7 separate regions of the Mus musculus genome follow, and regions 1, 2, 4, 5, 6 and 7 are each linked to region 3. The links are chromatin loops, found by intact Hi-C in ENCODE. Cell type or tissue: left cerebral cortex. All regions are shown on one strand. Region 1 has its middle 15 kb from the start of Gm52045. Region 2 overlaps Gm34196 (a long non-coding RNA gene). Region 3 holds the start of Gm17750 (predicted gene, 17750). Region 4 holds the start of Mir9-2 (microRNA 9-2). Region 5 holds the start of Gm41011 (a long non-coding RNA gene). Region 6 overlaps Gm34196 (a long non-coding RNA gene). Region 7 holds the start of Tmem161b (transmembrane protein 161B).

Region 1 (4,000 bases), 200 kb after region 3:
AGTAAAACATCCATAAAGAAATCAAATATCAGAATTCATTTTCAAAAGTTTCATTGACACAATAAAAATTCAAATATGTGTCAGATTTTACACTGTTTCTTCCATGTTCCACATAGATGACATTTGAATTATTCTACCTTTTGTTTATTAAATGTACAAAGTATATTTTCAACCCATTTGAAAACTCTCTTCTGTTTATTAACACATGAGGACTCTTAGCTCTCTCCTGGGTTTACATAATTTCAACTTGCAGTCTTTACTTTAGCCACATAGAAAAGCATTCCAGAAAGAAGAAAGCAGCTGGTCATGTTTCTTCATCCTGGTACTGTGTCAGAACATGTTTTGTTCAATACTAGAAATTAAATCTTGATTCAGTTAAAATATCACTAGCAAGTTGGACTATAAGTGTTTTACTGGACAAACAGTGTCTAAATATTAAAAGACATCCAAATATTGTTTAAATCTATTTAGCCATGAAAATGAACTTTATGGGTTATATATTTAGCAGATGGGCTCATGTGAAACATTCATTTGTAATTTTCTTGTTTTGTAAAACATTATGCAATTGAAGCTTACAGTATGACCAAAATTCACTCTATCCCCATAGAAACACATGGAACAGAAACAGAATTAAGCATCTCAGAGTATTTTACTTCCCCAATGTTGTTTTAATTCGTTCAGAAAAATCAAATGTCTGTCTTTAAATTTATTTATGAAAACTCAACTTCCAGAGTCAAATGAATACATTTTATATAAACACTGAGCGAGGCCTTGATAGATACTTTCCTTTGGAAATGCTAAGGAGCAAAATATAATAATTTGGTGGCAAACATCTGTCTGTTAATCATATAAGATAAATTCATAAGAAATACAGGAAAGATATTTATTTACTGTTACTGCTAAGCCAGTCTTTATTTATCTTGGAAGATTTTTCATCTATGAGTGGAAAACAAACTTTCCTTCAAGAGGTCTGTGAACCGAATAATAAATGTCAGGTCTAAATCCTGTATGAAAATCAGTCCGGTTTAATCCTGGATATTCCTCAGCATGCAAATGAAGACTAGAGGTTTCCCTGGGCCCGCTGTCATACAGGCAGCCAATTTACAGACCCTGGCACAGTGTATGTGTTATGGGCTCAGCTGCCCCTCCCCCTAGCCTAAGACTTGGTCTCAGCTGCCTGCCTTTCACAGAAAACCACAAACCAAGGAAACATATCAGTAATAGCGCCCTGTAAATTAACTTGACATTTGATGCAGAAAAAACCCTAAAAGCTTACAAAAGACATTGAAAACAAAAGCCACTCAGGACTCACACTACATATATTGTGGATTTAAGAGATCTGGAAGGTGGTTATTCTATTGTAACCAACATATACAGCCTTCTTCTTCTTTGTTAAGACAATTCAGTCATTCTTTGTTACAAGCAGACTATCCGTCAAACAAGAAAACAATGTTTTCCACAAAAACTACTTAGAAGTCCAACTAGTATTATAATCATTATTCAATCAGTGACTGAATTTACATTAAAAATTAAAGTTACGCATTCCTACTGTTTAATAAGAAGATAAAATGTGGGTATATGTTTCCTCAAGAAATAGGACATATTAATGCTTCTAACATGTAAATAATGTAAGACTCATTGCAAAATGGTGTGAATATTACTGAATATGGGATATTTACAAATATTGTGTGTCTTAAAATTGTACCATTCAAGGGATTTCATTCTCCTCATGCTTCAAAAACTCCAAATGCTTTCTATAACAAATATAGATATATGCATATACAGAGATATATAGATACATACACATAAACACACATATGCATATATATGTATATATATGTGTGTGTGTGTATATGTGTGTGTGTGTGTGTGTGTGTGTGTGTGTGTGTGTGTGTGTGTGTGTGGTTCAAAGGAGGACTGTTGATAAAATATTAAATGGTTCTTTGACATCAGCTGTGGCATGAGGCTAGAGCAAGGCACAGAACACATTTAAGCCATTAGACATGCAGGAATGTTACCATTATTATGCAGTATTGTGTCTGGCTATGCCTGCCTCTCTCTCTCTCTCTCTCTCTCTCTCTCTCTCTCTCTCTCTCTCTCTCTCTCTCTCTCTCTCTCTCTCCTCCCCCCAATCTCTGTCTCTTTCTCTCTCCTTACCTCCCTCCCTCTTTTTTTTCTTATACCCTCCTCCCAACCTTCTACGACTTTCTCTGTACTCTCCCTCCCTCAGCAGGGCTTGCTATACTGAACATTACAAATTCTGGTCTTAGAGTCTACAAGTACAGAACCACACTAGTGAAAATGCGTAATCTTAGCATCTGTGCTTTTTGATATTCATGGATTTATTTACAAGTCCCTGTGTTCCACTCTTTTCGCCCTTTCTACGGCTTATATTACTGTCATGCCTATATTCTTGTGGGAATTTCAAATAAGAATCAAGATATACTTGGCAAATGTTCTATAATGTTGTGTGCATCTCCATAATTTAGTTGTTTCTTAAACAGGAAAAAATTTAAAAAGGTTTATGGATTTATGGATATATGAAGAGTATTTTGATTGTTTTTTTAATACTTTAACTGCTCAAGGTTTGGCTTGTAACAATGGATGTAATAAAATAAATTTATGTACATATATATGCTTGTGTATATGTAAATACACCTAAAATAAAAAATTTCATAAACCTGGGTCAAATTTACTAATTAAGCTCACTATATTCACATTTGGTAGCATTTAAGATATTTCACAGAAAGGTTCAAAGGTAAAAGTTCAGCATTTTATCCCTCGTCTAGATATAACACTTAAATATTTACAAAGCAAGGAGTAGTCAAGCTCCTGTTACCCTAGCCCTCAGCATACAGACCAGACACATCCCTGCATGCAGCTCATTTAACAGAAGCCCTCTAGAGCACATTACAAGTGCAAGAAGATTTGTTTTCTTTTCTGTTTGATATGAAGAAAATGATTTTGAATAATTTAATTAGCACCATAGCCAGAAATTTCACTTAATTTACAATAATCTTCCTCTAGTAGATATACTCCTCTAACATAAAAGAATTTCACCTTGAAATTATCAATGCATTTGTTTTTTTAGAGATTAATATTCACTACTATAATATAAAATTGAAATCATAGAAGTCCATGTGTATGCTTTACTGTTTATAGCTCCAATTTAATTACTATATGTTAAGCTACCTGGACAGTGAAATGAATTTATGGATATGTTTTGAGACAGTAATATTTTGGAACAGCATAAGAGAAAAAAATGGGATTGTGAGGACATTGCATTCAATGGTCTCAATGCTAATATTCTTGGCAATTCATACTCTAGGGAGAGAAAATGTTAAATATGAGAACATTATGATAAAGGCTTGTTATCGTCCTAAAGTGTAGGGTGTATAAAACACTCACATTTTCACGTGTATAGTTATAACATTTGCTAAGCAGCATAGATTATTAAGAAGATTCATTCCTTTTTTGGAAAAGGAGGGGAGAAATTTACAGACAAGCACTAAGCTATTCTGTTTAACACAACTCTGTCTAGTTGATTGTAAAGTACATCTGTAGTGTTTTTCCAAAGTCCCACACCAACAGCAAATAATTTACAGCTCAAAGTATTTTTTAGCAGATACTCATTTTATTAAGAGTCAATAAGGTAGGTTGTACCGAAAGATATCCATGCATTTGCAATTCATATTGTTGCTGTGTTTCTATTGTGTTCTGAGCTTCCATCATGGCTGGGAGATGGGAAGCTGGCATGCAGTACACAAGCGGAAGACAGAAAGCCCCAAATAAAGACTTAGAGCATTTTCCCTAATTATGTCTAATTATGACCACCTTTCTTACCATGCCCCTACCACACTGGGGCACAGGAGTGGAAAGTGATAGGAAAAGGATTATTATAAGTGCAGATCAGATTCATACTTAGCAACATTAGTGATTATTTTGGTCTAGAGGATGATGTTTCGTGCTGGACTGCCAAGCGCCTCAGTCTACCCATTCA
Region 2 (4,000 bases), 680 kb before region 3:
CTTATATTAAACCATGTTGACTTGCAAAACAGTTTCCAAGTCATGTGTTAGAGGCTAATTATTTTTTAAAGTATGACTCTCTGCATACATTTCTATAAATGCTGCCAGCCAGTTCAAAATCTCTCCAGCTTTCCTAAGTTAGTTGATACAGACTACATTTAGTTAGGTGACAAATGTACTACTAATCTAATTTTAACTATATTTAATGCCTTCAAATACGTGTCTTATGATTTTTGTTATACACGCCCTGATTCATTTAATTTCTTTGTTGACTTGTGTTTCCACAAAAAAATAGCAATACTTTTTTAATTGAAACATCTATTTTTTAAATACCTCACTAGATTACACTATTAGACTTCCTTGTTTCTAGCAAGTAGGTATAATGTAAGATAACCAGAATTTCACTTCAAATACATTCTTTTCAATTAAATCTTCTTAAATACATTAATTAAATACATTTCCTATTTTTCCACTTCAAGAAATGTTGCAATTTTAATTTTTACTTTTAGTGGAAAAACTATAGTAAAATAATTCAATTTGGGGAGTAGATTTCCCAATAGCAAGCTTATTGGCACTTTTCACTGCCCTTCTTTGTATGTGAGAATTACTATATTTATTTAGGATGTGCCCTGTGCCCATGCTTCTGTGTGCACAGAAAGATTGGACCTGAATACATTTTCATCTATTATATTTAAGTTTCAGCGATGTCAGAAACTATCTTGGTTTCAGCATTAAATAATAATGAAAATTCCAATCCCTATCAGAACCCTTAATATTGAAATTTAATTCTGCCCTGTTATTGTGTTGTGTAGACTTTGGTGATCAAATTACATACAATACAAAGAAGGTCTGCTAGTCACTTCTGGTAGTTAGCTTAAACTCTTTGTGCTTGCATCATAACAGCTAACATACTATAAATTATTCCAGTCTGAATTAGACCTATATTGAAAAGAAACTTGCTTCCCATTTTACTCAGCTATTTTAAATTGACGCAAACACTGAAGTCAGACTTTCCCTTCCATAGCCACATGAAGCTTATTTTTGCTTATATGACTCATTGATCAAAATGATAAAAAAGTAGGTTTTCTCTATTTTACTAATCTCTTTTAGAAGGCCAACTTGTATGATTATAGTGATGTATATACTTATAAAGTATTATTCTCCTCTTCTAGGGAAACATCACCTTAAAGCCTGCTGTGTATCCAATGTCAAATTAAAAATTGAATAGTTGTTTCAAACTGAATAATAAAAATCATAAATTTCTAACTGCTATTAGCATCTAGTCCACAAATAGTTTCTGTTGGATTAAATATGATTTTTCCCAGTGATATTTGTCAAGTTCATGTTATTAGAGTGTGGGAAGAGCTAATTCTCACTTAATTTGATGGAATACTGTTATAAAGAGACTTTTTTTGCTAAATTAGATAAACATTGTTTTTTTTTTTGTTTTTGTTTTTGTTTTTCTGGGGTTTTTTTTTGTTTAGTTTTTTTTTACTTGACGTCAATATTTTACTCATCTCTTTTCAACATTTCTATCTCATAAGAGTGTTTGCTTATTTGTGGTAGTGGCAGTGGAGAAAATCTTGATGATAAGTTTCAATTGTCGTTTCTGAAGTTGATGGATGTACATTAAGCTTTCTTCATGTGAAGGTTATCTTTCCAGACTGGCCTTGTCTCTTTATTCTACTCTTTGAAAATATAAGTAAATTTAGTTTCTAGGAAAGAACACCTAATATTCTATTTCACTTAGATTTAAAGATTGTTTTGCTTTCTCTTTGGAGTCTTCAGATGAAAATGTTTGGATGAGCAGCTGGAGTCTCTCAGAGATTCACTGGGATAGAAATAAGCGCCCAGCAGAACTCTTACAGTTTCATCACAACTGCGGAGGATTCTGTGAATACAAGCAGAAGGTTCTCTTTTGACATTATAAGACCCACTTCATGATCAAAATATATTTATAAAGTACACATTGATTTTCTCATTTAGCACAGGTAAATTGGAAACATCTATTACAGCAATTCTGAGGTGTAGCCCTTTGCTTAAAGGGAACATTTGAGTAGTTAAATAGTCTTTAACCCTGTATGCTACAGTCCTAGGTCCCAGTGAGGAATCTAAGAGTAAAGCTAGTCACCAGCACATTTTTTTCTGTCTCTTGTTACAAATTAATGAGTTTTTAAAGAGTCACCATTGTGAGTTTGTGTGTTTTATCTAGTTTCATCCCTTCTCCTTATTTTATTGTTCAAAAAAGTTGTGAAAATCTTTTGAAATTGTTTTCAAAGCCAGTTTGCTAGCAATTCAATATTTCTACTTTGTAACATTGTGTAGTTTTGAAATCTAGGGCTGGAATATCTGAGTTCACCAAACTTTACATGTCTCCTCAAATCAGTTTTCCTCTGTTGGATAAAGATTTTATGTCTACAAAAAAGTTCAAAAAGAATGGTGGTAGCTTCGGGAGACGGCTATCAAAAGAGACATTCAAAGCTGTTTTGAGCAATGGTAACATCTTTTAAGTGGTGATGTACAGTAGATGACCATTGGAAGTATTTGATTTTGATGATTGATGGGTTATTACTCACACCCATACTCACAGCTCTGTTGTCACATGATGAACTTTCTTTCTAAGACCATACACTCCATCTTTTGAAGTTCTGCATGGATCAAAACTTGAATTCTCATAGCAAATTGACACACTCCCCTTGGGTTTGGGCCCAGTGAAAAACAAATTCTCTTTGTTTATATTAACAAACAAAGTTTCTGATCAAGATTATCATGCTGAATAGTAGTTAATATTCTTCAGATGACAGTAAATCTAAACACATAAATTATATTGTTAATTATGTTATCTCAAAGTTATTGAAATTGGGTCTATAGCATAGAGGTTTACACTATAAAAATAGGAAATATAATATATATATATATATATATATATATATATTCATATTCAAAGCCTTTTAAAAGAATAAACTACATGACCTGGAGGCATAGCTCAATGGGAATATGCTTACCTATCATGGACAAAGTCCAGATTCTGACCTCCTATACCGCAATAAGTAAATAAGCAACAGACAAAAATAATGTTCATACTAGTGTTATCTTGGTCAGCAAATTATATTTTAAAATATATAAATAAGATCAGTTAACAGTTAGTTAGTTTGTTTGTTTGGTTTTGGTTTTGGTTTTTTCAAGACAGGGTTTCTCTGTGTAGCCCTGGCTGTCCTGGAACTCACTCTGTCGACCAGGCTGGCCTCGAACTCAGAAATACGCTTGCCTCTGCCTCCAGAGTGCTGGGATTAAAGGCGTGCACCACCACTGCTTGGCTACCAGTTAGTTTTAATGATAGTTTATATAAGTATTTTTTTCTGAAATTGGGTAACATTTATAATAGAGTGGAAATATGAACTTTTCAAAACTTGTTTTCCTCAATCTTTCTAATGAATTTGCCTATTATTAATAAAGACCAAATGTTTATGTAATGTATTTTTCTTCCTGAAACGCTGTTACTGTTTGCTGGGTGTAAGCTATCACAGTGAAATAGATTCTTGATACATTTGATATGTATATTTTCTATCTAGACCAGGCAATGGAAGCTTGGGGACTTGGGAATCTTGGTACAAAACCTGGTGAGTGAGTCTGATCTTCGTGATCTTACTGTAGGAGCAAAATAAAAGTGGACACATTTCTCTGAACAGTGATGGTGTTTTACAGCATTAACCTCAGTGCAATTTCTTGCCATTCCTAACCATCAAAAGACGCCCGAAGTGAAACTATAAACACCATGACCATGAGTGAGGCTGTGCTGAGCACATGCCAGGAACGTCATGGCTTTCGGGTTGATGGATGGATGCACTGTCTTTTGTGTGGCAGCTGATTTTTCGCTTATGTATTACATTGTTTTACTGAAGGCTTTTAAGATCAACTATGGGTTCCCACTAAAGCACTGTGTTTCTCTAACAGGAAAAGTCAAATTTTGCTGCTCTGGAACTTTTGTTTGTTATTGTTC
Region 3 (4,000 bases):
GGGAAATAAAGAGGGTGGGGCTGAAGTGCAGGGAAGTCTGCACACTTGTTTGGAGGAGAAGAAAAGGAAAAACAGAGATTTCTTGTTCTCTCCTTTATGAGCCGAGTTGCCAGGACTGGCCAGACCACTGAGAGAGACACAGGGCTTTTTAGCGTTCAAAGTATTTTCCCCCTCTTCACAGGGTGAGTGCTACATTACAACATGGGAATTTCAAGCAAGATTCCATAAATGTCTTTCAAACAGTGGCGGCGCATTGTCACTTCTGTATTGCTCCTCCCTTTGTGTGCCAAGGAGGAGATACTCTCAATCACAGCTGACGACGTTATTGTGCGCTTACTAGGTGCCAAGCAGGTGGTGCGCTCCTTACGGAATGCCATTTCACTCTCCAAGATCCCTGGGCATTAGGCGTGGGAGCTGGTGATGCAGCAGTTTAGAAAGGCAAAGAAAGTTGATCAAGTAGCAAGGCTGGGATTTGAACGGGAAGCTTCCAAAAAAATCTTACACTTAACTTTTTTTCCCCATAATTTCCTCTATAAATAGTTCTATTGAGAGTATGGTTTGTTTGGTCTTTTTTTTTTTTTTTTGGTTCTCATTTAAGATTTTAGTGACTCTTCCTTAATAATAGTTCTGCTATTATCTGAATCATTACAATTTTCTGCAATCAAACCATAGGGTTTCTTGGAGACAAGGCCCATGTCTCTCTTACCTTTGCATACCCCTGCAGTTCTGAAAACAAAGGCCGCCCAGAATGGGAGCTAAACAATTATTTGTTGAAATGCACTTTATGTTATATCTATATCTAAATAATGCCCCTAAACAAGTTTACTTCCCCAACATGGGCTTTTCTCTCATTTGCAGCCATTGCCTTCTTGTCTTGTTTTCCAAAGGTTGATTTTGAACCGGAGGGACACTGCAGTCCTCTTGTCACTTAGCGTGATTTGAAAGTGAGAGTCTGTGTAGTGCTTTCGCCTGCCCTCAGCAATCAGGCCTCACACTCACGAGGGAGGCTCTGATTGTAGGAGTTGCCTTATTTGCATTGATGAGGATGAGCCAGCTGCTAGAGCACACAGAACTGCACCTGACACAATCACTGAGTTCAGGATTAGCGAGGGGAATCAGGAATCCACTGAGCTGCACGGCAATCTAAGCCCCACATTAGACTCACTCATGCAAAATGACCCAAATTTGCAATGAGCACAATTAGCAATCCAAAGATGCATGTTAATTTGTGGTCTAATATTTTCTACACTTCCCTAAATTAAAAATAATAAATATACCCTTTTCTTGATGAGTCTGGGCATAAAAACAAATCAGAGGACTAGGGATATGTGGGAAATGTGCAAACCCCAGCAAATGTACATTTTTTTGTGGGTAACTGGTCGCCCTGTCAAAGTTTGTCATTTAATAGCTTTGTAGTGTCATTGTCCCCCTTCGAATCAGTAGGCAGCAATGAGGATAACATAATATATGAGGATAACATAATAAATACAACAATAGCTATAATATATAGGAAAGAAGATCATAAACTTTTAAAAAAGAATTTGAAATTTTATAATAGGTATTGGTGTTTTTTGAGGTTATGTTTGGTTCCTTATGACCATAGATAAAGACAGGTATTTCAGAGTCTTGAAAGTACAAGCAATTGTGCAGGATTTTTTATTAAAAAGATTGTGTAAATCAAAACAAACATGATCAAGCCCTGGGCTGTGGTTTTTGTGTGTTGACAGTCTATAGGTATTGAAATACTCACCTATACTTTAGTGGAGGGGGGGAAACCCCCACATTTTATAAAAATTCAATAAATGAACATTCGAAGCAAAAGCATGCAGTTCAAAAGCTAAACCTCCCATTGGAGAACAGAAAATTTAATGAGCTTTTAATGGAATGCAATGCTCAGAGTAGTAAATTATTTGTTAGTTGACGATGCAATCAGCATGCTGATTAAGGTTGCTTGGATTTTTACTAAACATTAACTGAATGAAAACGGGTAGTCCTTGTTCTGCTTGGGGGCTTTAAGGAAGCAAATGGACTTTCAGAACAGAGATTGTCAATAAAGGTGAGTGCACTCCAGGTGTCATTTGGATATGATGATAAAATACTGGTGATAAATATTTAAAAGCATTTTAAATCCACAATGTTCGCCTAGTGTATTGTGGACTCTGTTTAAAGAAACAGTGGGCCTTGGCAGGCCTAACAACAGTCCTTCTCTCTCTAGAAAGAACTATCTGGACCTGCTTTTGTTGATTGCAAAAGAAAATAGGGGCGGTGTGCTTTGAAAATATAAAGAAGCATGGACTCAGAGACTAGGAACTGCTTGGGAGTTTGGAATGTAAACCTAGAGAGAGAGAGAGAAAGAGAGAGAGAGAGAGAGAGAGAGAGAGAGAGAGAGAGAGAGAGAGAGAGAGAGAGATCAAAACAAAGAAAAATATTCCTGCAGGAAATAAAAGAAAACATGTGCTTGTCTGGCTAGATTGAGATAAAAATTTAATTAAGCAGTTTCAATTTTCAATTTTCTGATATTTAAAAATTATTGCTATTAGAATATTTATAATCTTAAATTTGTGAAACATAGCATTCTGGGGACAGGGACATTGTGAGTCTGGCATTATATTCTGATATATTGGGTCTGGAGGCTTACAAAAGAACAAGAACAAAAACAGAAAAGGAATTGTGGAATTTTTGGCTATTTCTTTAAGAATATTAATATACAATTTGGTAAAAATATATCTTTTACTATATTTTAGTAAGTCTGAATATTATTCATGAATTGTTAGCAGCAAGGTTTTTGTTATCAAATCTGTTTAAATCAGTGGGTTGATTTTTGCGTCTAAAACAAGGGCTTTTTTGTTTGTTTTCTTTCTGCCAATTGAAGAACCGTGGGTTTGTAGGTTAATTTCCTTCAAATAGCTACAAAGTTCTTTTTCTATAAATCCCAATTAGTTTCATCATTGGTGATTCTCTGGCAATGATCAGGTACCTTTAAAATCCGATAAATAACCACCTCTCACTTTTAACTATTCCTGTTTATGACCCAAGAGGTTAAAAGCCTTTGACTGGCATTTGACTTCTGACCTCATATAAATGTTATCTTATCAGTCCCTGCTTGTTAAGTTGTATTGAGTGCTTGTCCCCTGATGGCTTTTAGATAAAGGGTTGTATGTGTGTGTGTGTGTGTGTGTGTGTGTGTGTGTGTGTGTGCTTAAATATATTTCCTATAAGAACTAAACCAACCAGTGACATTGTTCTGTGTGCAGGGCACTCTAGTAGCTGCTAGGAATGTACTCGAAAACACCAATTATATTTTTATTTATTCCCTACATTATTTTAAATTTGGCTTTATGGGTGGGATTTTACCATTAAAATACATATTTATTATAATTAGTGGTAGTAATTCCTAGTGATCATAATCCTTTAGCATGTTTGTCAAGAAGATGCACGCTTCCTATTTTCTCTTCAAAAAGAAAAAAAAAAGGAAAAACAAAAAAATTAGCTTTGCATTTTGTAGCAGCATGAGATGAGTAGAGAGATAATTTATGGAAATCTTGTCTCCACAGACTTCAGAAGTCTGCTTAACAAGAGAGTCATCAGTAAGATATATCAAAAAAAAAAAAAAAAAAAAAAAAAAAAAAAAAAGGGTCCATGAATGGTGCGTTTGCTAACCTTGCTAACCTTTGGGAAAAGGTAACCAGGCTGTCCTTTACCTTCCATCCTGGAAATTAGGGATGTGCTGGGCCTTTGATTTGTTTTGCAACTGTGTGTGTTGTTCACACATTGGAGCGTACATGTGTGTGTGTAGTCATTGTGCATGAATTCAGTGCATTTAAATGCTTGCATTTTAATCTCTCCATACCTCCACGGCACTGAAAGGATTCTACAGGCAGACACTGGTGCCTCAGAAAGGCTGCTTCATTTGCTAATGATCTACAGTATGCTTCTCAAACAAACTATTACATTAATTTCCATGTGGGAAACAGGCAGTGAGGAGGAAAAGAAGGGAGAG
Region 4 (4,000 bases), 330 kb after region 3:
AACTACTTAACTGATAGTTACACTGCTTTTGACTTCAATGTGCGTGCCTTCGGAATATTTCAAATTTTAAAGAAATATCACCTTATGATAAGGTCACTGTAGAGATTATCTTGGACACCATTAGACTCATGCTTAGATATGGTACCTCCTTCAACACACACAAATAAAACAAAATGTCAGAAGTTTGATGTGTAATAGAAAAAAAGAAAATCTGGGACATGTTGCAGCAGGAGCAGTGGGACAGCAAAAAGTAAAATGAAAATAACATTGAAATGTATTTTTATTGATCGATAAGTTATGTAACATTAGTATGATACAAAGCAAGTTGGATATGACAATGGCAAACACATAATTTTAATATTGTTTATTTTCCTTAGATGTTATAGTTAACATATTTACATAAACGACCCAAGATGTAGGCAAAAACTTCAGTAATGTGACTCCATTGAGAGCTTTGAGTAAACAATAGGTTTCCCCAGCAAACATCTTATTGCCTTAATTGAACCTCCTTGAGAAAGAAAAGCACACACTTTGTAATGTAAATGTTAATTGTAGTAGACAATGGTTCTAGGTAAATAGCACCCCTGGACATGAAGCAAATGAAAGGAATACAGGCACTTAACAATGAAAGCTTGTTTGCACAAACAGTGCTTCCAAGGTAAATAAGCAAGGGTCTTCTCGACTGCCTCTACAGCAGTCAAACTTTGGCACGTGTACAGCGGCCAAACTGAGAAGTTGTGTTATTAAAGTCTCTTGGCTTTTCTAAATGAAACTACCAGTGGCTTTACAGGTTTCTCTGGTGTCAATCTTACAAGAAGTTGAAGCTATAAAGAAAAATGTACTGTCCCTGAAGAAAACTTATGCATTTGGGAGTGTCAGTAATTTAGGCCATATGAAAGAAAAGAAGCAATTTTGGAATTTTTTTTCTCATTGCAATGCTTGTATTTATGTGCAAATGCCTATACAAATGTTTGCCTGATAAAATGTAACAGGATGCAAGGAACTTCAAAAAAGGACTACAGTGGTTTCTCCAAAGCCTCAAAGTTTATGCTGGGACTAGTGACTTTTAGATGAAGAGGGAAGAGGAGGAAGAAAAGGAAGAGGAGGGGGAAAAGGGAAAAAAAAAGCTCATCCGCTAGGACAATTCTAAAACAAAACAAGTTCTCTAACATATTGTGATTGTAATCAACTTTCTACAGACTGATGACTTTATAGCTTTATTTCCAGAATGTAGATTAGCATAAGTAGGCCAAGTTCCTGTGTGTCACACAAGGAAGTAAACAACCCGATGAAGTAAGTCATAATAATGAATGCTATGAGACATGACTTTAAAATATAACACAGCCAAAACAAAAGCCAAAGGTGGTCACAAGGCCCTAACCACATACTGAGGACTTCTCTGAGAAGGGCATGCAGTTCTGGGGCACTCTTGGCACCCTTTCCACTTGTTTTCCTTAAATGGTGAAAATTTCAACCAAAGGAGAAATCCAAATTTAATCATGGCCAGATTAAACAGAGGTTTAAAAATGAACAGAGACAGTACATAGCAGCTACCAACCAGTTGGTGTTGCCATTTGGGAGGCTGCAGATGGCTGTGGGTGGGAAATGCCTTTACTTTCTTAAGCGATGGAGATGAGTATGGTGTGTGTGTGCTTGATGTTTTTTTCATACCCCTACCCCCCAACAGGGCTGTCTGTCATAGGCTGCCGGCCAGGCTTTACCACTTGCCCCCGAGCGTGGGAATCGGAGCGTCCTGCCGTTCACATCTCCTGCTTTCCGTTTAGCGGAATCAATTAGGCAAGACAGACCCTCAGATTCCCCACCCCCTTTCCATTTTTGTCAGGTCTATATACGTCCTAATTATTTCAGTTTGGGATGCCAGAGCTGTTTCCTGGATAGACCTGATCATCCTTAAACAAAAAGAGAGGAGGCGCACACGTGGGTTGTGGCGTAAATGTCACTTTCATTTCCAATGCTAGGCGCAGAGTAAGACAGAACATTTTTTTAACACTTTGACAAGAGGGGAGGCGATCTCGTCTCCATCATGTCTTTCTGCTTCAGTAGCTTCCTCAAGGAAACCCTCTTGGAACAGAGAAGCATCTGTCCTTGTATTTTGAATAGAAGAATAAAAATCAGCCTTTGCCCCCACCCCTTTTCCCTGCTAGCTCTAAGTCTTCGGTAGATATAAATTATTAACCTTCCAGTATAAGCTTTACTGAAAGTCTAACTTCACAGAATTTGATGTACACACCCAAATACATAGAAAGTTTCCAGGCACAAGCTTCAAACTTGGGGGAGGGGCCTCAGATAGGAACAGCCCAAATCTACATAATTATGAAATCATTTTTAAGCGAGGTACCAGACATCACTATAACAGCTTTCTAAGAAAAAAAAAGAAAAAAAAAACCTCATATGTAAACGTTTGCTTCAAAATGAACAATATAGAAAATACATGCATCGTCACCCGTAAAAAACACTACACAATTCTCCTCTCCAGTTGTACAAGCCCCTCAAAGCCTGGCCCCTTTAGATTTCAATATGCGTGTCACTTAATTTTCTTGCATCCCACTTTCAATCATAAGATAAAAAAAGTTAGATTCAATAAGCATTCCTGACCTTTCTGGTTTTTACTGTCTCTTGGTTGCAGTCTTTCTTTCCGGAACGTTCCTCGGTGACCTTGAAGGAGTTTTTACTTTCGGTTATCTAGCTTTATGAAGACCAATACACTCATACAGCTAGATAACCAAAGATAACAACTCGCTTCCCTCACAAGGCTGCCTTCCTCTGGCTGAACTCCAGATCTCGATCCTCTTTGGCTTTAGGGAAGCGTAGTCCTCCGGGGTACTTGCCGCGTTTAAGCTTCTCCTTTCATGTAAACATGACCTGGTTTCTGTCTTAGTGTGTGCGGCTAGAACATCCAAATGAGATCTGTTGCATTCAGAGTTTATTCCAAACTTTTCCCCTTCCAGCAAGTAATCTCCAGTATCGTTAGCCAACAATTCATCTATGAGTATCAGAAATTAAGACCAGAGACTAAGGTGCAGCAAGCTGTTGGGGGTGAGCAGCAGTGTCCTTCTCTTCACAGGCCTCTATTTGCATTGTAAATTGCTTCATTCTCACGGAAGATTCTTTAGCCTTCCTCTACTGAGATGTATAAAGCCATCGGCAGTTTCCAACGCTGGTTAAAGAGGAAGAAGGGGGAAATCCCATTCTATAGAAGTGACAGCTGATTCAAAGATCTGCTCCGGATCATTGGGTTAGGCATCATGATCTTTTTTACCAAGTGCAGGCAGCTTGATTGCACATATCTTGTATGTGAATGTTTTAAGGGAGATCCTCGATTTCTTAGGACTTCTAGGCGGGCAGAGCATGCCCTCTTGCTGGCGTACTGCTGCCCCGGTCTGAAAGAAGGAGAAAAGGGCCATCATTGGAGGGGCTTTCACCGCCAAATTGTGGACCAGCCCGGCAAGGTCAAAGGTTTGAGACTGCGGGAGACCAAGGTAATGATGATGTCATGAGAAATCTCAAGTACATGGTTATTGATATGCATCAGTGGTCACCCAACTGCCCCACGCCTGCTGCCAGGAGTAGCACAGGCGACGGCGGCGGCGACGGCGGCAGCGGTGGCGGCGACGGCAGCAGCAGCTTTGCAGCAGTCCCTATATTCTCAATCAACATTTCATCCACTAGCACTACGGACTGCTCCTTGAAAAGCAACCCGCGGCCTTTTACCTCCTTGGCGCTAGTGTAGATCGCTCTAATATCCAAAGAATGGAGAAAATCTCTCTCTAAGGATAGATAAAAGCATTTCAGGTCTGGGGAACTTCTTTGCCTGCATTTCTCTTCTGGCAGATTGCATAGGCAGGCAGATGGAAGGCACTTTACTATTGCTTAAAGCAGGGCCTCGCTTTCTGGGGCTGGGAATCAGCTCTGTTTTTACGCAGTGAGTCGATGGTTACAATGACAATTTGCTTTGGTGTTATGTTTTTAATGGCTTTAC
Region 5 (4,000 bases), 280 kb before region 3:
ACAGCCTGAAATTTTCGTTAGTGTGGGGTGAACAGGAGCGAGGCGCACGTCTGATGCTGGGACCGTCTGGGACCACCACCACAGAGAATCTCAGCCTAAATCTTCTTTTACGGGTCAAATAACGCATTCTAAGGGGCAGAGCAAACTGCGAAGGTATCTGGTGGTGGGCCTTTATGCAGGAACATAAGCTTTCGCAAACATCGAGGTTTCCTTATGTTGATGGGTACAGTGTGGGTACAGCGTGGGTAGAGCGTGCGCACAACAGACTGTGGAACTGACCCCTCACCTCCCAGGCCGCTGCCCAGCCCAGCTCCGCAGGCGGCAGCCCAGGAGAGGGTTCCCATCGATGGATCAATCCACAGATCCATTCCCCCAAAGTGCTCTTGCCTCACCTAGGACTTTCTCCCGTGACACCATTTAAAGTAGCCTGAAAGTGCTTCTCCATGCCTTTGAGGGAGAGGGAGTCTCAAAGAATGTCGGGAAAAGTAAAATAAAATAACAGTGCCGAAAGGAGATTGACTCTCAGCGAATTTCCTCTGGCCTAAAAAAAAAAAAAAGAGAGAAAAGAAAAAGAAAAAAGAAAAGAAAAAGAATAACTTTATTTATAATCCGCTGCCAGCCTTATTTCAGAGAAGATGAAACAATGAAGGTGCAGTTTGGCCAGACAGTAAGATGAGTTTTCATTTGCCCTTTGTTCAATGGTAGGTACATACCAGTTTCAAAGAACTTCGGGGATCCCTCAGCCTGCAAGGTAATCCAGCTCCTAGCCCGCATAAGCATCTTACAGACAAACAGCCCTCAGCCCTGACACTTGCCCTCAGCCAAACTCAAGTTAGGATCACACCTGTCAGTGGTCCAAGAAACTCTCGCCCCCAGAACACCCCAGCAGCTGGACTAACTTAGTGAAAAGCTAAGCTCCCCTCAGTATGGCAATGAACTTTGCTCGCTGCTGTCGGGAGCTAGCACGCCCGCATCAACAGCTCTCAGGGCCCCGCCAAAGCCTTGAGCAAAAGGATAACATACATATTTTTAAGTGGCTTACAAATAAAAAGAAACTAAAAAGAAAAAAAAAACCCAACAACAAAAATAAAAACATTTATGCTTGCTGAAGAGGATGAAAAGCTGTTTGAAAACCAACCAGAACACAAGTATGTTCCCTTTGTGTGCTACATTAGAGGTGGAAGCACACTAGTACTGCATACCGTAGGCACACCCTCTAAAATGTGTGGGTTCGCAGGACTGTATGATTGTCCACCTACTGCTCAAGCCCAGAAGAAAACTGCTACGGTTACTGTTGTTCTAGTTTCTTATCAGAAAAGATATTCATTTGAACACATTATCTAAATCTGCGTAAGAATGAAGGCTGCTTGTCATGCGTCCTTCGTTTTCAGTAATGTGTGCCACCCAATTAGAAGCAATTTAGGCAATCAAGACCGTAGGAGAGAAGAAGGTGTTAAAAATAGGTTTTCTAAAGCCTCAGAACTCTAATTTGGAAGAAAATCTAAAATTACATATGTAACGTTTCTTTACATAAAATAAATACATAATCTGGGAGTCTCTTGTTCCTTTTTCCCTGGGGTCCCTCTCTCTTTGCCTGCCTGGTTCTTAGGTATTCATAAGAGAAGGGAAGTGTAAAGATCAGAAGAAAAGGGTCTGAGGTTTCTAAAATACCTAAAAGATCTGGGAAGGGCTTGGAACAGTTTTTCCCTGGCTTCTCTCTGTCACTATGTCCCCGGACCTTGGTTTTCTGACCCTATCTGCCCTGGCAGGAAAACCGCGGAGAGGTGTGGGGAGACCTAGGGACCCCCTTTCAGGACTAGAGTTCAGAGCCACGGGTTCCCTAGCTGCTTGGGGAAGGCGGACTGGGGAGGTGTGCTCTACGTGTTGGCAGAAAGTTGAGAAAGAAATCAGCACCTTCTGAGGCTTGGACTGGCAAAAAAGGTGAAGATGTATTGAAAGAAAGGGGAAAACACGAAGGTGCACGTGTCCACACAGAAGGGAGAAGGCAAAACTAAAAGATATAAAAGAAATGATAGCCTCCAGAGGACAAGAGAACATGCGACTTGGAGATGTCACTTGGCACTCATTTTTTTCTGAGGTCTCATAGTCTGAATGTGCTATTATGGGGTGAGAGTGAGAATGGAAGGAACTGGGACCCAATGGAGGATTTAGGCACACTCTTCTTCGAACCATGCCTGCCTACCAAGCACCCAGGCGATTTTTATTTTTCCAGCCGAGCTCTCATAAGAGAGCTAGCTGGTCCAGAATAGGACTAGAGTAAAGTTGGCAGAACTTTAGTCCTTCTCTGAAGGACTTTACTCTTCTCTGAAGGGGTTCAGAGAAGGCCCAGCTGGAGCGAGTGTGGGGTGGTCACTGGGTGAGGGAAAGAGCCAGGGTCCTTTAATCTTTTTGGTCTCAGGATCCAGGTTACAGGAAGTGAATAACACTCAAAGTTAATCTCCCAGAAGTTGAGCCTTGAGGGCCCTGGAAAGAAGTTGTCCAGAGAGTCAGAGCACACCCAGACAGGCAGGCGAGAAGTCCCCTCAAGCAGGGCAGACACCTCCCGGAACAGAAATTCTACAATAACTCCCTTCCAGAAGCCAGTCACACAGACAAAATTTAAAGTCAAACCCACACTTATCCCCTTCTAAGGAGGCGGGGAGGAGTGTAGAAGTGGGGACAGTAACTTGTGCACGCCACTATTGTTTCAAAACAAGAGTCTCCAGAGGAGGTAGCCATGCCTCTGCAGGACAGGTTTGACACCGGGTCTGGGCTTCTTAGAGTGAGCCACAGATGAACTGCCCCCAAGCACAGGCAGATGCCACAGCCTCACTTCAGGCAGCTTTTTGCAGAAGTGTCTCAGATGGCAATCTTAAAAACCCTTTCTAACAGCACCTAATTTATTATCCATTTGTTCTGCTTGTTTGTGTCTGACACATGATTCGAAACCATTTGATTATTAACAAATGCATCAGTTCAAAAAAACATTTTCATTGTCAAATAATTTTCCCTGAAAATAATAAAATTTTTTTCCTGAAAAGTTCTTTTAGAAAGTAAATAGACTATATCTTTTTACAAAGTGAATTAGAAGTAAGGGATATTTAAATATATATATTATTTATGATAATGAAGTGTTCTGATTTAGTAGAGGTAAGCAATTCTAAATATAATTTAATTCCCTTTCTTTGTAACACCCACTATGTTCGTGTGTAAATCAGAATAAATATTACTGATGAGCTACACAACTTTTTATCTTCCAGAGACCCCCAGTTTGTTAATTTAAGTGCTTGAATAAATAGAATCCACACTTTCAAAGTTAGGAAGTTTTAAAAAGTTTACTTCAGTTAATTTTACAATTATATAAAATAATAAGTTGCTAATACTAGAAAGTTAGCAATTTCTTATATTTTTTCTGTGATTAGCACCAATAGTTCTCTATGTGTTAGCTCTCCAGAAGGACTTCCAAATGAATCACTCCATTACACCATCACTCCATGAGTCTATGAACACACAGCACAGACAAGCAAGATGTCAGTGTCTTTACACACGTTACATCTTATATGTAACGGGAATGTTTAAGAACCATTCTACAGTACTCTGAACATTTGCAGAGCCGAAACACAGTAATGGTCACAGCACTCCTACATTTACTCTTTAGATCTCTTAGATACAAGTATAATCACTTTTCTAAACAGCTTGGAAAGCACAAGGTCACTAAAGTGAACATTGGGGAATTCAAATCTGGAATCCCAAGTTCTCTTCTAAATACCTAGTGACCCTGAGAGACACCTTATCCCCATGAGCACTATTTCATCTATGAACAAATTAGAAACCAGATCAGACAAGCTCCACATGCCATCTAGTTCAAACAGTCCATAGGTTTTATATTCTGTGAAGAGTCAGTAGGCCTGCAGCTATTTAGCTGTTTTCAGAGCAAATATCTTAAGCCCCTAATTCAGGCAAGAGGTCCATGCTTAAGGCTTCTCTTCATTGAGATGGG
Region 6 (4,000 bases), 550 kb before region 3:
ATTTAAAAAGTAAAAAGTAAAAATAAATAAATAAATAAATAAATAATGCTAGGAAAAACATCTTAATGTCTAGTCTATGGTCTTACTCAAAATGAAGAATTATTAAAGTAAGACAAGCTTCTAACAGTGAAAGTATTTGCTCAAACATATAAATATATGTGTGTTTACATAAGTGCTTATATACATACACATGTTCTTACACAGGATATAGAGCACATAGTCTTATAGAATAGTGTTGTATATATACACATAAATGTAGAGTTAGGGGAGAAAATGGAATCAACTTGCTCTCCTGCCAGAAATATTTAAACTTTAGTGGAACCATTGCAAACATTTTGTGGGTTTTTATTTTTCTCACCTCATTTATTTGGCTAAAAATGGGGTGTTACCTAACTCTTTTTAAAAATCTTATTTAGTTAAATATTTATTTAAATATATTATGGATGATTTTCCTTTTGCTATTGATTTACCAAGACATAAAATAAATAAAGATTACATACACATAAAAACAATAACCTCAATAGCTTTTCAAAAAGGAACACAAACTTTGAGTCTAATGGCTTTGAATTATTAAAGCACAGAAAATAATGAACTTTTCTGAAGATATTTACAGAATGTTTTTTAGTATAATCTTTAATTCAGTGTCATGATCATTTAAGAAAAGTGGATAATAGTGGGAGGAAAGCAGAGTTTTGTTTTTGTTTAAGAAAAAAGTAAGATAGAAAGCCAAGCTACGTGTGGTTCCCATGTAGCTACAAATGTGTAATCCCTGAATTTAAGAGGTAGACGTTGGAAGATCCTGTGTTTGAAACTAGCATGCACAACAAAAGTGAGATTTGGTTGATTTTGAAACACTAAATAAAGATCAAGATAAGAAACAGCATTTTGTACAAAGAATATACACTGAAGAAAATATTAAAGGAAGATATAAAGTGGTCAGGGACAGTTTGAGAAGAGGAAAGAGATCACTGTGAGGCAAAGGTAGGAGGAAGGTAGGTGATGAACAGAGAGCATGACATACATACATATACATATATATATATATAAATGTATATACATATATAGTCACAAGTAAACCCATTATATTGTACAATGAATATTCTCCAATTATCAAAAACTATACAATAAACATTATTTAATTACTTTTTAACAAACCTTTACTTCATAATAAATGAGAAAAAGATGTACTTGGGTCCCATGTGCCGTGGATCCTTGATGACCACTGCTGTCCAATGCTGACTTGAGCTCAGAAGCCTAGGACCTAAGACCATAAAAACCTAAGACTATAAAAACCTAAGATCATAGAAAATTTTCCATGCATGTGTTTGTACATATAAACAATGGGTTAATTAATTAAGGTGAAAGGTTCTGTTACAGAATTAAGCTCAGGGAATGAAGAGGAGAGTGGTTCCTGATAGTGTAACAAATTTATACTGGGTTTTCTGTTGAAACTCCATCATAAACATCTGATCTACAGTGGTTCCACTTAATAAAGATTTCTACACAGCTAGCCCCTTGGTTGGTGCTGCCTAATTGCACTTGCATGAGGAAAAAGTATGTTTCTATCTGTTGGGAACCACAACAAAGCACACAATTATTTTATTTTTATTTGTATCTTAGGAATATTTTAAAGAGAATGTTTCTCTTTGTTCAAAGGGATTCACCAGAATGCTCTTATTTTCTAATTTTTATGGCATTAATGTGGCATGCCATTCTTGGCAGGGAACTGTAGGTGTTGCTGCAGCCACATTGCTGGGAAAGCTAGGCTAGGCTGCAATTCTGTGGCTTCTTACAGTTCTATTTTAGCCTTGTCCTCTCCCTCCCACTCAAATTCTGTCCCTTCATGTATTTGGCTATGTCACATCCTCCAGACTTTCACACTAAATATACTCTTAGCAAGGAGGAGCAGAATTTGCTGATGAGTCACTGTCTCCAAAGACTCATTGCTTTGGTGGACAGCTCATAGATGGGAATCATTCCAGCCAGACAGAGGAGTAGAGCGAGCAGGAGTTAGTCCATTGTGTTCTGCAAAAACAGCCGAGGCAGGGCAGAAGTAGGAGGTTTCAGAGCACACTGAGGCATATGCACATATTATACTTAATAAATTTTGGTGAAGGAGAGTGTCCTATTAAGATTATACTTCAAGTTCAGAAATTGTATTCATGGCTTGTGTAGGAGGTCAGGCTCTTTGTTTTCTTTCATGTTGGAGTTGTTATCCTTTGACCAGTTCTCTGAGCATAATTTGTTTCCAGTCCCTTTGTTCTATGAGTGAAAAGGTCAAGGCCTTTTGACATGGCATGAGCATTCAGTGCACCAGGGGAAACTTCACCAGCAGTGCTGGACTTAAAACAACTTCCGAGCAAGCAGAGTCAAACACAGGAAGTGTTGTTCCAACCCCCAGAGGGTACCGGCTTTGTTGATGAGCCAACTTACATCGTGTTGAATTGTTGAATTGCTAAGTGCCGCTGCTATCTTGAATGAACAGATATAGCAATGACTCCAGACCCAGATGAGGAATTTGTAGGCATGAGATAGCAACATCACTCTCCTGAAGTGTCCCCTACAGGAATCTAAATACAGAGTGGCTATTTTCTTAAGTAGGAAAAGTTCCATCTCAGGTCCCCATAGTACAATCCATGCTAAATGATTCTCCAAATGAACAAATACTGCCTTGATGAGACAGTAAATTTAGTGAGAGAAATAATCAACCAGAAATGCAGAAAAAATGTGACTTTTTAATAAACGGTCTAACCAAGGAGTGAATTACACATTCAATTTCGTATACACAAGACCTTTTTACTGTTATTAAGTTAGTTCAGAAAATATTGACCTATTCAAAATGGCATTGGAAACATTTTTATTCACATAGTCTATGTAAATTTTAAGTGTACTATGAATTAAATGTTACTTTACTCATCTGAAATAATGTTCGAACTTTGTCTCACATATTAATTGAGGAAAAAAAAAAGATGAACTGTTTTGTATAAGGTCATTCAGGAAATTTAAAACAGTACCACATTTAATTTCCTAAATCGTTGGCTTTCTGAATCTTTTAAATGAGTGAATTTTAATGTATACTAAAGTACTTCTGAGTCTCAAAAATATGAACATTTCATACAGCCATTCTCCATGTGAAAATAGAGATATTCTGGAACACAAACACACAACAACAACCTTTTTTCTTTACTTCCAGACTTCTTCTTGTTTTTGCTTCATCGATGAGGTCTTACTATATTGCCCTCCTAAACAGCCTAAGACTCACAATGTAGACCAAGTAAGCCTCCAGTTGTCAGAGCTCTGCATGCCTTGTCTGCCAGGTGCTAAGATTAAAAGCATATGTCCTTATGCTAAAACACACCAAACATTTCTATATAATCAAAACCAATGCAAAACAGACAAAATATTAATGCAGTCCAGAGAAGAATCCCAAACAAATAAGTATGCAGAGTGTAGCCCCTTGCTTTCAGATAGTTGGGATACATGGATGGTAGTCCCCACCCTGCTTATTTGTTGGCTGCTTGTTATCTTGAATGTGACTGTCCTCATCTGTAAGTGGATATGATAAGATCTGCCCTCGCTCAGGAATGCTATGGACATCAAATAGAACTATGAACACAAAAGAACCTATAAAGAATTCTGTAAACTGTAAAGTGCAGCCTAGATTCTGTTAGAGATTGTAGTCAAGGGACTATTGTTCACATGAAAGAAAGTGGAAGGAAGCCAAAGAATCAGTAGCTGTCATAAATTGAGTCCTTCATTTATATTACTAGCCTTGATGAAAATCATGAATGTTGTCATCTGAACAGTTTATATTGAGAAATTTAGACAAATTTTCATTATAATTTCAAGAGATTCACTGACCACTTGAAGCTTATATATTTAGAGCGCTCACAATTAAAAACACTTGTTTAAAAAAAAGGAAAATATAAGTAATGTGGAAAGTATGTGAGTCCAAGAGTACACTGGGTATATTGGTGAACTGAGCAAGCTGGTGGTTAGG
Region 7 (4,000 bases), 160 kb before region 3:
CTGAAAAAAGGGGCATGGCCAAACTGGGAGTAGTGGCATATGCATTTGATCCCAGCACTTGGGAAGCAGAGGCAGACAGATCTCTGAATCAGAGGGCAGTGTGGTCTACATAAAAAGGCAGCAGCATAGTCAACTAAAGCTTGAACCCAAGATAGAAGTCTCTGCAGATGGTTTGAAATCGTTCATGTGGCTGATTGCCTGTTCAACTTTACCAGAACCCTAGGACCTTGGAAATAGCAACTATCTTTTTTAAATCCTTTTATGTTCCAGGAAGTAGTTGACTGCAGTCACCAGCCCCTACACAACCACCTGCCTTCCTCTCATAGTCCCCCAATAAAGCCAAACTTAGATGTTTCGAAATCCCATTCATTTCATCAATTAACTCCTGAACTGTGTGATCAGTCAGCACCCATTGCTTCTTATCTACAGTTGATTAAGACGTTCTTTGTACAAGTCCCTGAACCTTGTCCTTTCAGACTAAAACAGCAGAGAACTCTGAGAATGACTGGCCTCACGGTAAAACACCCTTCGGTTACTCCTTTCCCTCCAATCTCTCACACCAGGTTCTTTTTATGTTTACGTATCCTTCTCACCTAACCTTTAAGACACTTGCAAATAATATGGCTCAAGCTGTGCTCCCTCCTTCGATAGAGATGTACAATAGGAAATTACAAATTTTTCCTTTCAAGTTAAATCTGTTGGGACTCAACCTGGACATTTTCTTTAAAAGTGACATTGATTTTCAGTTCTGCTCTAGTTGAGTGTTAAGAGAAGCCAATTTTGTCTTAAGTGCCTCGGCGTTGCTTGTCTCCAAGGAGACAGGCAAGCGTGCAAAAAGGCACTGCTGCGTCCTTAAAATCTCAGCCAAAAGCCTGCGGCGGGAAAAGGTGGCAGGGACAACGTGGTGGGTAGAGCAAGGTCATCAGTGGGCCACCTGGCGCCACAGGACACACGCGAGGGCAGACTCCTTAGACTGGGTACTCCGACAGACCCGCCCCTCTCCAACCCCACAGGTCCCTCGGCTGTCTGGAACCCCGGCGGCGGCCGCGCGCACTCTGGGAAGGTTGGGGTCCTGCCAGCGGTTCATCCCAACGCTCCAGCAGGTTCCATTCCCAGCAGGGACATCAACCGGCTCCTTTCACAGACTGACCTCCCTGTCCTTTCCTCCTGAAGGTTGTCACTCTCATCCTCACAAGACTCACCATAACGCCAAGAACAGGTCGTGGGACAGACAGTCTAGAGTCCCCGGGACCGTCCAGAATCTCCCCTTCAGGTTCTGCAAAACGGAGCTCTCGAAACCGCGAAGGGAAAGGTCTTCCGGCTCGGCCGGAAGTCCTGCCCGCATGGGACAGGAAGTTCCTCCCTCTCCGGACCGCCAGCGACCCCACGCCACGCAGAGAGGAGGAGCCGCAAGGCGTTCTCTAAAGCCACTTCCGTGGGTGTGAGGCTAGGGCGGGGGGCGGGGCTGACCTTGAGAACGCAGGGGCGCAGGCGCACAGGTAGGTGGGCGGGGCGGGGCAGGGCGGGGCGGGGCGGCATGCCCGCAGGATTCCTAGGTAGGTGCGGTATTTTTCGCGGGCGCTGGTGGTCGGTTTGTGCTGCTGCAGGGATCAGCTGGGTGGGTGTAGCCCTCGTACTCTGACGGTTTATTGAGGGTAAAGAACCTTCTTGGCTGTATTCATGCTGAGATCATTCAGAAATTGTTTAGCTCAGCCAGCCTCTTTTCTGTCCGCTTTCCTTACGCAGTACCTTGGAATCTCAGTTAAAAATTCATGCTGTCCAAGCACCTTCCTCTCTTAGGTCAATGGAATGTGACCTTTAGAAGTTCTTTGCTCTTCACAGACGCCAGCTCAAGCCAGAGGATATCTACAAAGAGCAGAGGAGCTAAGAAGAAAATTCAGTATGGACATTTCCTACCTACTTAATACCAATATGAACAAAAAGGGCCTTACAACATTCTCATATACATACATACATAAATACACACACATTTATGCTTTATGACACCTCCCTCCTTCCAAATCTGTACCAGTGAACTTGCCTTTATATTGTGATGAGGGTTAACCATAGAGGTAAGTTTGAAATAAGGACACAGAGCATCTTTGGCCCAGAAATTATCACACCGTTTAACGATCCTTATGGAAACATGCTTATCTCACCCTTCTCCGTGAGATACCTTTTACCATAATGTGGTTCTCTTGTGGAGTCAGAACTGGGGAGGAAATTCATCTTCAGCAGTCAAGGTTGCACAAACTTGCAACTATGAAACAGCTATGATGTTCAACCTCTAACTGGCCCAAGGACCCTGGGAAACAATCCTGAGCTACCTAGAGATGTTAGATTGGTGCTGTTTCAAAAGGATACAGAAACAAAGTTTATACATTATGTTAATTTTTAATGGTGGGGGGAGATAGGGTGACAGGTGATAGAGAAATTATAAGAAATGAGAGAAGCTACTCCGAGACCAATAGCCTTGAGGAATAGTTTGTGAAACTGAGAACTTCCCCAAGGGTTCTGTTACTGCTTTATAGAAACAAGCCTGTTAATAGACAGGCCCCAGGGCAACTGCAGTATAGTAAAGAAGGACTCCGGTTGACCGCTCCTGTATCTGGGGGAAGCCATTGCTATCCTTGAGAAAGAAAAGATGGAGGTGGCGAGTGCCTATCAGCCTGTCAGTGACATCACATTCTGTGAAGTCTTGTCTTTCACTTGTGACACAGTGGGTCTTCCATCTGTCCTAAACCTGGCAGCCTTGTTAAGGATCAGAAAACATCTTCTCCTATATGACAGTAGGATAGGAATTATTAGCAGGATAGAATCCATTCCTGCCAGAGGAAAAACAAGAAATCAGTTTTTACTACCTTATTACTTTCAATAGACTGTCAGATTCTATATTCTCTATTTTGTACATGGCGCATTGATTAACAATCCTTGGTTAAAATACTTTAGTTTCACATAGTGTGTATATGTTTACATTTACAACTGTATCAAGTCTTTTTGTCCTATTAAAAAACAATATATTCTACTAATTACCTGTTTTTTTTTATTGACCATTTTCTATTTCTTAAATGTATAGAAGTCTTTGACAAAGATTCAGAGAAAGAATTATGAAAAGGAAAGAGAGGAAATGTGATGATGAAGATGAAAAGATCTTTTTGGCAAATTAGTTATGATCACAGTCTTTGATAAAAGTCATGGCTGCTTACCATGTGGGGTTTGTGATAATTTAAAATGTCCTCTCTACGAACTGATCTCAGATGTGTATAAATATCAACAGAATAGTATTTACATGAGCACTCTGGCCTGAAACTCTTCCAATTTTAAAAATCAATTTTTAAAAGTCTTAAACCGTCTTAACAAAATGTGTTAATAGTTTTACCTCTAAAAAAAATTCAAACACTTTTCTCTTTCCTTTACTGAATATGATATGTTTTATTCTGTGATTTCTATTTCTTGTAAATGGTAATTAGTCTGTAACTATGTGGAAAGTTGGGTTTTGTTTCCTTAGGTAAATTGTACTTAAAATTCTTTATTGGCCATCTTAGAAAAATCATGTACCAGTAACAATGATTTATTGGTCATGTTCTGCCATATATGGTTAGTGGAACATTTTGCAATTGTTCCAAAAAGCCACTAGAGGAAAATGGTTGCCTTTTAAGTAGGATCAGAGGATGGGACCTTTGTGGTGTGCTGAGTGTCCTTGTCAGAGAGAGAAGAACTTGCTTCCTCGTTGTTTATTCTGCACCATGTGAGAACTTAGTCACAACTCATTTGCCAACAACAAAGGGGTCCATTTTCACCCCCACCAGTGATACATATGGGAACTAATTTTGTGGTTTAAATCACTCAGTTTATGGTACTTTTGTTATAGTATCCAAAGTAAAGAATGCAAAATTGTGTTCAGTGTAATTGCTTTGACGTGAATAAAAAGCCCTACACTCACAGAGAAAGATAATTGAAAATGTATCCATTACCATTCAGCATTCATTTTCTAAACTGT

Evidence for each region. A loop is a pair of places that touch in the nucleus more often than their neighbours do. Peaks named below come from ENCODE experiments on the same cell type or tissue, not always from the same donor. Only the 100,000 strongest peaks of a DNase experiment are listed, where the experiment ranks them.
Region 1: a loop joins it to region 3, with 5 times the contacts of the local background. A loop is called at or near these places in 3 of 42 quality-filtered maps.
Region 2: it touches region 3 in a loop (10-fold over the local background); 6 of 42 quality-filtered maps call a loop at or near these places.
Region 4: a loop joins it to region 3, with 6 times the contacts of the local background. A loop is called at or near these places in 6 of 42 quality-filtered maps.
Region 5: it touches region 3 in a loop (12-fold over the local background); 6 of 42 quality-filtered maps call a loop at or near these places.
Region 6: it touches region 3 in a loop (2.8-fold over the local background); 4 of 42 quality-filtered maps call a loop at or near these places.
Region 7: it touches region 3 in a loop (2.5-fold over the local background); 5 of 42 quality-filtered maps call a loop at or near these places.

What each region holds. Positions count from the first base shown.
Region 1 is chr13:83,866,264-83,870,263 of GRCm38, reverse strand. No RefSeq gene overlaps it. Among named protein-coding and RNA genes, the nearest start is that of Gm52045, 15 kb to the left of the region's middle. In left cerebral cortex, no CTCF peak of the experiment used is centred here; DNase peaks (open chromatin) are centred at 1,129 and 2,266.
Region 2 is chr13:84,746,400-84,750,399 of GRCm38, reverse strand. All of the region lies in intron 2 of Gm34196 (a long non-coding RNA gene), which reads left to right. Among named protein-coding and RNA genes, the nearest start is that of Gm34246, 73 kb to the right of the region's middle. In left cerebral cortex, no CTCF peak of the experiment used is centred here; DNase peaks (open chromatin) are centred at 99, 836 and 1,868; H3K27ac peaks cover 2,018 bases.
Region 3 is chr13:84,062,707-84,066,706 of GRCm38, reverse strand. It overlaps Gm17750 (predicted gene, 17750), which reads left to right and starts at 1,933. Exons shown (of 2, transcript NR_131220.1): 1 at 1,933-2,056. In left cerebral cortex, no CTCF peak of the experiment used is centred here; DNase peaks (open chromatin) are centred at 965, 2,028, 2,150, 3,869 and 1 more place; H3K27ac peaks cover 3,448 bases.
Region 4 is chr13:83,737,571-83,741,570 of GRCm38, reverse strand. C130071C03Rik (RIKEN cDNA C130071C03 gene) reads right to left here. Exons shown (of 4, transcript NR_152245.1): 4 at 263-3,401. It overlaps Mir9-2 (microRNA 9-2), which reads right to left and starts at 2,757; the gene lies at 2,686-2,757. It overlaps Gm51268 (predicted gene, 51268), which reads left to right and starts at 2,695; the gene lies at 2,695-2,750. In left cerebral cortex, no CTCF peak of the experiment used is centred here; DNase peaks (open chromatin) are centred at 1,663 and 1,916; H3K4me3 peaks cover 4,000 bases; H3K27ac peaks cover 4,000 bases.
Region 5 is chr13:84,342,161-84,346,160 of GRCm38, reverse strand. It overlaps Gm41011 (a long non-coding RNA gene), which reads right to left and starts at 2,268. Exons shown (of 2, transcript XR_873707.3): 1 at 1-2,268. In left cerebral cortex, no CTCF peak of the experiment used is centred here; DNase peaks (open chromatin) are centred at 1,276, 1,827, 2,108, 2,596 and 2 more places; H3K4me3 peaks cover 1,313 bases; H3K27ac peaks cover 2,471 bases.
Region 6 is chr13:84,611,071-84,615,070 of GRCm38, reverse strand. All of the region lies in intron 2 of Gm34196 (a long non-coding RNA gene), which reads left to right. Among named protein-coding and RNA genes, the nearest start is that of Gm34246, 62 kb to the left of the region's middle. In left cerebral cortex, a CTCF peak has its summit at 1,733; DNase peaks (open chromatin) are centred at 1,875 and 2,370; H3K27ac peaks cover 1,140 bases.
Region 7 is chr13:84,219,637-84,223,636 of GRCm38, reverse strand. Tmem161b (transmembrane protein 161B) reads right to left here and starts at 1,341. Exons shown (of 12, transcript NM_175187.5): 1 at 1,203-1,341. The coding sequence starts at 1,205. A230107N01Rik (RIKEN cDNA A230107N01 gene) reads left to right here and starts at 1,462. Exons shown (of 2, transcript NR_138587.1): 1 at 1,462-1,499; 2 at 1,747-4,000. In left cerebral cortex, a CTCF peak has its summit at 1,593; DNase peaks (open chromatin) are centred at 903 and 1,386; H3K4me3 peaks cover 2,090 bases; H3K27ac peaks cover 1,309 bases.